Linked DNA regions of Homo sapiens: region 2 is linked to region 1. A link is a contact called in ENCODE Hi-C or POLR2A ChIA-PET data. All regions are on one chromosome and are shown on one strand. Each heading gives the region's core, a stretch centred on a gene start or an enhancer-like site at or near the end of the contact. The rest is flanking DNA. Distances are from core to core; before and after follow the strand shown.

The links. Hi-C counts contacts between places; a loop is a spot of excess contacts on that map. ChIA-PET counts read pairs that join two places held with the same protein, here RNA polymerase II (POLR2A). Pooled maps may share reads with other maps.
Region 2: a loop to region 1 is called in a pooled map, with 3 times the contacts of the local background. The contact joins the enhancer-like site here to the promoter of ALKBH7 in region 1. A Hi-C loop is called at or near these places in 2 of 50 pooled maps. POLR2A ChIA-PET finds 5 or more read pairs at or near these places in 2 of 52 experiments (Panc1 and activated naive CD4-positive, alpha-beta T cell).

The regions. Positions count from the first base shown.
Region 1 is chr19:6,370,803-6,375,133 of GRCh38, forward strand. It overlaps ALKBH7 (alkB homolog 7), which reads left to right and starts at 1,992. Exons shown (of 4, transcript NM_032306.4): 1 at 1,992-2,222; 2 at 3,401-3,574; 3 at 3,663-3,787; 4 at 4,009-4,331. The coding sequence starts at 2,019. The coding sequence ends at 4,171. RefSeq lists an enhancer at 1,724-2,646 and a silencer at 2,316-2,715.
Region 2 is chr19:7,806,344-7,810,659 of GRCh38, forward strand. The region is part of intron 1 of LOC124904628 (a long non-coding RNA gene); the gene reads left to right. Among named protein-coding and RNA genes, the nearest start is that of EVI5L, 22 kb to the right of the region's middle. Within about 2 kb of position 1,293, at least 2 of the 41 ENCODE cell types and tissues checked have a DNase peak (open chromatin) inside an H3K27ac peak, as active enhancers do.

The sequences.
Region 1 (4,331 bases), core at 742-3,241:
TATTTTTCAAAATGCAAGCATTCGGGCCGGGGTCGGGGGGGCGCTACGCTCAGCAGTTACAGTGTTGCAGTTTGCATTATGCACATTTAAAATACATACAAAAGTACCCAGAGCTTTGAGAGGCTGAGGGGAGAGGATCACCTGAGCCCAAGAGTTCCAGGCTGCAGTGAGCTATGATCGTGCCCTTGCACTCCAGCCTGGGCAATAGAGGGAGAAAATAATAAAATAAAGGCCGGGCATGGTGGCTCAGGCCTATAATCCCAGCACTTTGGGAGGCCGAGGCAGACGGGTCACCTGAGATCAGGAGTTTGAGATCAGCCTGGCCAATGTGGTGAAACCCTGTCTCTACTAAAAATACAAAAAATTAGCCGGGCGTGGTGGCAGGCGCCTGTAGTCCCAGCTACTCGGGAGGCTGAGGCAGGAGAATGGTGTGAACCCGGGAGGCAGAGCTTGCAGTGAGCCAAGATCCCGCCACTGCACTTCAGCCTGGGTGACAGAGCGAGACTGTGTGTCAAAAAAAAAAAAACCCAAAAACCAAAAAAATAAAAAACAAAAATTAGTTGGGCGTGGTGGCAGCTTCCCGTAATCCCAGCTACTCGGGAGGCTGAGGCAGGAGAATCGCTTGAACCCGGAAGGCAGAGGTTGCAGTGAGCCAAGACCGCACCATTGCACTCCAGCCTGAGTGACAAGAGCGAAATTCGGTCTCAAAAACAAACAAAACAAAAAAGCTGGGCATGATGGTTCGTTGCCTGTAATCCCAGCTACTCGGGAGGCTGAGGCATGAGAATCACTTAAACCCCAGAGGCAGCGGTTGCAAATCTTCAGGGCCTGAGATCGTGCCACTGCGCTCCAGGTTGGGCGACAGAGTGAGACTCTGTCTCAAAAATAAACAAATAAAAATAAATATAAACAAAAGTAGAGAAAACAGGGTAATGAGACCCCACGTACTTATCACACCAATTCAACAATTAATTCACGGTCAAAGATGATTCTTCCCTACCCGCCCCCTCCCTGCCCCCACAGCCTGGATTTATGTGGAAGCAAATCCCAGAGATCTTTTTTCTGTAAATATTTTTTTTTCAGTTTGCGTTTGTAAAAAACGATGACTCTTTTTTTTTTTTTTGAGACAATGTTTTGCTGTGTCGCCCAGGCTGGAGTGCAGTGGCGGGATCTCTGTTCACTGCAACCTCCGCCTCCTGGGTTCAAGCAATTCTCCTGCCTCAGCCTCCTGAGTCGCTGGGATTACAGGCACGCGCGCCACCAAGCTCGGCTCATTTTTTGTATTTTCAGTAGAGACGGGTTTTCACCATGCTGGCCAGGCTGGTCTCGAACTCCTGACCTCAGGTGATCCACCCGCCTCGGCCTCCCGAAGTGCTGGGATTACAGGCGTGAGCCACCACGCCCGGCCGAGGAATCAAAAAGACAACCATAATGCCATTTTCAAACCTAAAGTAATAGTGATACGGAGACGGGGAAATGAATGATACCTCGCTCTGACCTTTGACCATAAGCCCTAACTCTGGATAGCTGGCCCCACCACACACATAATCGTGGCCTTGACGTCAGTCCCCTGACCCCGGACCCTTATCTCGGCCTGACTGTACTCTGCCCTTAACCTCTAGCCCTAGTCGACTCCATAACCGTGGCCTTGGCCCCAGTCCCCCTGACTTCCGGACTTCAGACCAGATACTGCCCATATCCCCTTATGAAGTCTTGGCCAGGCAACCCCTAGGGTGTACGTTTTCTAATGATTAAAGAGGCGGTGCTAAGCTGCAGACGGACTTGCGACTCAGCCACTGGTGTAAGTCAGGCGGGAGGTGGCGCCCAATAAGCTCAAGAGAGGAGGCGGGTTCTGGAAAAAGGCCAATAGCCTGTGAAGGCGAGTCTAGCAGCAACCAATAGCTATGAGCGAGAGGCGGGACTCTGAGGGAAGTCAATCGCTGCCGCAGGTACCGCCAATGGCTTTTGGCGGGGGCGTTCCCCAACCCTGCCCTCTCTCATGACCCCGCTCCGGGATTATGGCCGGGACTGGGCTGCTGGCGCTGCGGACGCTGCCAGGGCCCAGCTGGGTGCGAGGCTCGGGCCCTTCCGTGCTGAGCCGCCTGCAGGACGCGGCCGTGGTGCGGCCTGGCTTCCTGAGCACGGCAGAGGAGGAGACGCTGAGCCGAGAACTGGAGCCCGAGCTGCGCCGCCGCCGCTACGAATACGATCACTGGGACGCGGTGAGACCGGCAGCGCCGGGGGCGAGGGACGGGGGCTCGTCGGGGGCGCGGCCTGGGGACGTGGAGCATCAGATGGGGCGGGGACACGCTGGGGGCGGTACCTAGAGCGGGGATTTGGAGCGGGGACAGAGGAGACGAGCGCCGGGACCGGGCAGGGCCACACTGGGGGCGGTTACAGTACCGTTTAGCGTGGGGGCGGGGCTACGGTGCTGGGGTTGTGGGGCCAGGGGGGTCGGGCGCAGGGATGGGGCGGGGCCACGCTGGGGCGGGGACAAAGGAGACAGCGCAGGGATGGGGCGGGGGCACTCTGGGGGCGGGACAGGAGGCGAGCGTAGGGACGGGGCGTGGCCACGCTGGGGGCGGGGACAGTGGGGACCAGTGCTGGGATGGGGCGTGGCCACGCTTGGGGGCGGTTACAGCGCAGTCGAGCGTGGGGGTGGGGCCAGGGAGTCGGGTGTAGGGTTGGGGTGCGATTACGCTGCTAGCAGTTACAGTGCAGAAGAACGTGGCGGCTGGGATTGGGGCGTGGTCAGGTCGTCGAGCGCATGGATGGGGCGGGGCCAAGCTTGGGGCGGGGTCCGTGGAGTCAAGCGCCGGGATGGGTTGGGGCCATGCTGTGGGGGGGACGGGGAAGTCGAGGTTTAGAGAGGGCAGAACCACGCTGGGGGCGGAGATAGGGGAGACACATGCTGGGATGGGGCAGGGCCTTTTTGGGGTCGGTAGCTATTGCAGGGATTTGGGAGCTGGGCTATGGTGGGGGCTGGGCTGAAACTCTGGCTGTGGGAGGGGCGGGACCTGGGGGATGAGGACCTTGGGGTCAGGGAGAGCACTTTTGCGACCTGGGACCAAGGTTAGGGGCGGAAACGGATGTGGAGCCAGATGATGTTGAGAGACAGAGACAGGACACTTGGGTGGGGTCAAGTTGTAGGGAGATTCAGCCAATTGAATGCTGGGGCCGGGCCAGCATTGGGGACCTGGAATTGTAGCCTCAGGGTGAGTACTAAGGACTGAGGTCACACCTAGGTAGGGCCATAGTTGAGGGGCTAGGGGAGTTTGAGTTGAGGGCAGGGTCAAGAGTCACATAGGGAAACCAGCCCCTTGCCGTTTTCTGCCCCTCCTTGCCTCAGTTTCCTTGTTCCCTCTGGGAGCTCCCAGGCTTAACCGAGCTCTCTGTGCAGGCCATCCACGGCTTCCGAGAGACAGAGAAGTCGCGCTGGTCAGAAGCCAGCCGGGCCATCCTGCAGCGCGTGCAGGCGGCCGCCTTTGGCCCCGGCCAGACCCTGCTCTCCTCCGTGCACGTGCTGGACCTGGAAGCCCGCGGCTACATCAAGCCCCACGTGGACAGCATCAAGGTGGGCAGAGGACGGTGCCTTGGCACTCCCAGCCAGGGGGTAGGCAGGCCCGGTTAGATCCTGACCCATCCCCACGCCTCTTTTGCAGTTCTGCGGGGCCACCATCGCCGGCCTGTCTCTCCTGTCTCCCAGCGTTATGCGGCTGGTGCACACCCAGGAGCCGGGGGAGTGGCTGGAACTCTTGCTGGAGCCGGGCTCCCTCTACATCCTTAGGTACCTCCATCCAGGCAGCACCCACCCCTCCAAGAATGTGCCATCCGCCCACCCTGTGCCCTGGGTACTTTCCCTCAATCCAGCCCTCCCCGAAGACGCCTTTACCCCAGGGTCTGTGTGGGAGGCAGCAGGGGGCTGGAATCCAGGAGGCTGGAATCCAGGTCTGCCTGGAGCAGGGGCTGCCCTCCTTGCACCCAGTCACAGCCTGTTTCTTCCTGCAGGGGCTCAGCCCGTTATGACTTCTCCCATGAGATCCTTCGGGATGAAGAGTCCTTCTTTGGGGAACGCCGGATTCCCCGGGGCCGGCGCATCTCCGTGATCTGCCGCTCCCTCCCTGAGGGCATGGGGCCAGGGGAGTCTGGACAGCCGCCCCCAGCCTGCTGACCCCCAGCTTTCTACAGACACCAGATTTGTGAATAAAGTTGGGGAATGGACAGCCTAACTGGGACATTGCAGTGGCTGCTTGCTGGGGCCGGGATTTGCAGGGGAACCCAGGATGGCACTGGCCCATAGGGAGCTCCAGGTGTGGCTGGCTGGACACATG
Region 2 (4,316 bases), core at 43-2,542, 1.4 Mb after region 1:
TCCAGAGTTGTGAAAATGTTGATTCTGTCAAATTTTGCCAGTTTTTTTCATTGCTTTTGTAGAAAGGCAAATTTTACTCTGCCATTTTGCTGACGTTCTTTTTTTTCCCCTTCGATGCTTAAATTATCTTTAATTTGGCCAGTGAAAGCTTTTCTCTCTGGCTTCTGGGTCCTTTTGACATATTCCTATTGGTTTTTTGCTGATCGTTTTTTCTTCCTTCCTGGCCTAACTAGATGTTCTAGGCTTTTGTCCCCCCCAACCCTGCCTCAGCCTCCCAAGTAACTAGGACTACAGGAGCACGCCACCACGCCTGGCTAATTTTTAAATTTTTTGTAGAAATGGGTCTTGCTATGTTGCCCAGGCTGCTCTCATTTTTCCAAAAAGCCCTGGGCTAGGTGGAGATTGGCAGTTAGAAATGATCTGGGTGTTAAGTGTGCCCATTGTTACTGGGGTATGTGGCTCCCAGGTCCTCTTAGTAGATAAATGGGAACACACACACACACACACACACACACACACACACACAAACTTATTTCTATATTTATCTTTATATTTTGAAAACCATGAATTCACCTCAGTACCTCCAATTCAATAGGGTTTATTCTTGTTTTTTTTTGTATCTTTTCTTTTTTTTTTTTCTTGAGACCGAGTCTCGCTTTGTCACCTGGGCTGGAGTGCAGTGGCGCAATCTTTGGCAGTCTCAGCTCACTGCAGCCTCAACCTGCTGGGCTTGAGGGATTCTCCTGCCTCAGGCTCCTGAGCAGCTGGGACCACAGGCTCACGGCACCACACCCAGCTAATTTTTTGTCTGTAAAGACAGGGTCTCACTATGTTTCCTGGGCTGGTCTGGAACTCCTGGACTCAAGCGATCCTCCCACCTTGGCCTCCCAACGTGCTGGGATTACAGTGGCCGGGTGCAGCGGCTCACGCCTGTAATCCCAGCACATTGGGAGGCCGAGGCAGGTGGATCACCCGAGGTCAGGAGTTCGAGACCAGCCTGGCCAACATGGCAAAATCCCATCTCTACTAAAAATACAAAAATTAGCCGGGCTTGGTGGCGGGAGCCCGTAATCCCAGCTACTTGGGAGCCTGAGGCAGCAGAATCGCTTGAACCTGGGAGGTGGAGTTTGCAGTGAGCCGAGATCTTGCCACTGCACCCAGCCTGGGTGACAGAGCAAGACTCTGTCTCAAAACAAAACAAACAGAAAAACAAAGTGCTGGGATCACAGGCATAAGCCACCACACCTGGCCTCTGCATCTCATGAGCATTTATTTTGTGCTATGTGTTTTTTGGATATGACCTCAAAGAATCCGGTAACACAGCCGCCCTCATTCTCATTTTACCTATGAGCATAGTGGCTCAGAGATGAGTCACCTGCCCACAGCCCATCAGCTGATAAACACTGGAGTTGGGTTTGAAACTGTGAAAGCAATGAGGACCACATCATTTTCACTTCCCTTCGTGGCCCCAACTCAAACCAACCCAAAACCCAAGAAAGAAGATGTGGAGATTGTGTTGCCTTTCATAACTGGGAAGCGCGGGTGAGTGGAGGGGACCAGATTCAGGATCTGCTTTTCTTTCTTTCTTTTTTTTTTTTTTTTTTTTTGAGACGGAGTCTTGCTCTATCGCCCAGTGGAGTGCAGTAGCGCGATCTCGGCTCACTGCAACCTCCACCTCCCGGGTTCACACCATTCTCCTGCCTCAGCCTCCCGAGTAGCTGGGGCTACAGGTGCCTGCCACCACGCCCGGCTGATTTTAGCATCTGCCTTTCTTTATCTGTCTATGATCTGTTTGCTCCAGAATGTAACCTTCTAGACCAAAGGTTGGCAAACATTTGAAAAGGGCCAAATAGTAAATATTTTTGGGCCTCGAGGGCTCTCTGCTGCAACTCTGCTATTCTAGCACAAATGCGTCACATACAATACATAAATGCATGGGCAGAAAACAATTTGTTAGCCGGGCACAGTGGCTCACGTCTGTAATCCCAGCACTTTGGGAGGCCAAAACAGATTAGGGTTTTCCAAGGCTGCAGGAAGGCAGGAATGTGGAGTGACTGCTTAGTAAGTATGGGGGGCTGGGCATGGTGGCTCACGTCTGTAATCCCAGTACCTTGGGAGGCCAGGGGAGGAAGATTACTTGAGGCCAGGAGTCTGAGACCAGCCTAGGCAACATAGCAAGGCCCCATCTCTACAAAACATTTGAAAATTAGCTGACCACGGTGGCACATGCCCACGTCCCCAGCTACTCAGGAGGCAGAGGTGGGAAGATTGCTTGAGCCCAGGAGGCTGAGGCTGCACTCAACCATGATTGTGCCACTGCAGTCACCCTGGGTGACAGAAGAAGACCCTCTCTCAACAAAAACAAAAATAAATAAATAGGCCGGGCGCAGTGGCTCATGCCTGTAATCCCAGCACTTTGGGAGGCCGAGGCGGGTGGATCATGAGGTCAGGAGATCAAGACCTTCCTGGCTAACACGGTGAAACCCCGTCTCTACCAAAAATACAAAAAATTAGCCAGGCATGGTGGCAGGCACCTGTAGTCCCAGCTACTCAGGAGGCTGAGGCAGGAGAATGGCATGAACCCGGGAGGCGGAGCTTGCAGTGAGCCGAGATTGCACCACTGCCCTCCAGCCTGGGCGACAGAGTGAGACTCCGTCTCAAAATAAATAAATAAATAAATAAATAAATAAATAAATAAATAAATAACTATGGGGTGTCCTTTTGGGGAGATGAGAATGTTCTGGAACTAGGTAGTAGGGATGGTTGCACAACATTGTAAATGTACTAAATGTCACTGAATTGTATACTTTAAATGGTATGCTTTAAATGGTAAAGTTTATGTTATGTGTATTTTACTACAATAGAGGAAATGAAGGGAATCCTTCAGGATGAAATGAAAGAACACTAGACAGTAACTCAAATCCATATGAAAGGCCAGGCGTGATGACTCTTGCCTGTAATCCCAGCACTTTGAGAGGCCAAGGCCCACCTGAGGTCAGGAGCTTGAGACCAGCCTGGCTAAACATGATGAAACCCCGTCTCTACCAAAAAATACAAAATTAGCTGGGTGTGGTGTCGTGTGCCTGTAGTCCCAGCTACTTGGGAGGCTGAGGTAGGAGAATCACTTGAACCCCGTTGACGTGAGCTGAGATCACACCACTGCCCTCCAGTCTGGGCGACAAAGTGAGACCCTGTCTCAAAAAAAAAAAAAGTCCACATGAAGAAATAAAGAACCCCTTCCCACCACTGGCATTTTCCGCAACTGCCTCCCATATAAATTCCTCTTGTCCTCAAATTTGGGTCTGCTTAGTGTACTGATTAAGCATGGACTTGTGTCAACTTGCCTAGGTTCGAATCCCAGCCCTACCACTTACAAGCTGTATGACCATGGTCAATTGTTAACCTCTCTGTGTCTCAATTTTCTCCTCTGTAAAGCAGGATAATAACTGTGCTTTTCTTGTAGTGTTATTGTGAAGACTGTTAGTGTCTCCCTCACCCACCCAGTCAAAAAACACCAGAATCACACATGTGGTTGAACAAATGTCTTTGCCTCCCCTCCCCTCCCCTCCCATCCTCTCCCCTCCCCTCTCTTTTCCTTTTTCTTTGAGACGGAGTCTCGCTCTGTTGCCCAGGCTGGAGTGCAGTGGTGCAATCCGGCTCACTGCAACCTCCACCTGCCAGGTTCAAGCAATTCTCCTGCCTCAGCCTCCTGAGTAGCTGGGACTACAGATGCGTGCCACCATGCCCGGCTAGTTTTTGTATTTTTAGTAAAAACAGCGTTTCACCATGTTGGCCAGGCTGGTCTTGAACTCCTGACCTCAAGTGATATGCCTGCCTCGGCCTCCCAAAGTGCTGGAATTACAGGCATGAGCCACCATGCCCAGCCAGTTGAAAAAATTTCAATGTATTACTTGTCACAGCGAAGGAGAATACACACCACGGGTAGCTGTTACTGAAACACCAGTTCAGTCGGCTGCTTGCCACACAGAAAGCCAATCACTGAGACACTAGTATTGCCCATGAAGAAGGCTTTAATTAGGTGCCAACCAAGGAGATGGGAGATCAGTCTCAGATCTATCTCCCTGACTGATTGAAATTAGGAGTTTAGGCTGGACGTGGTGACTTACGCCTGTAATCCCAGCACTTTGAGAGGCCGAGGCAGGCGGATCACCTGAGGTCGGGAGTTCGAGACCAGCCTGACCAACATGGAGAAACCCCATCTCTACTAAGAATACAAAATTAGCCTAGGGGTGGTGGCACATGCCTGTAATCCCAACTACTCAGGAGGCTGAGGCAGGAGAATTGCTTGAACCTGG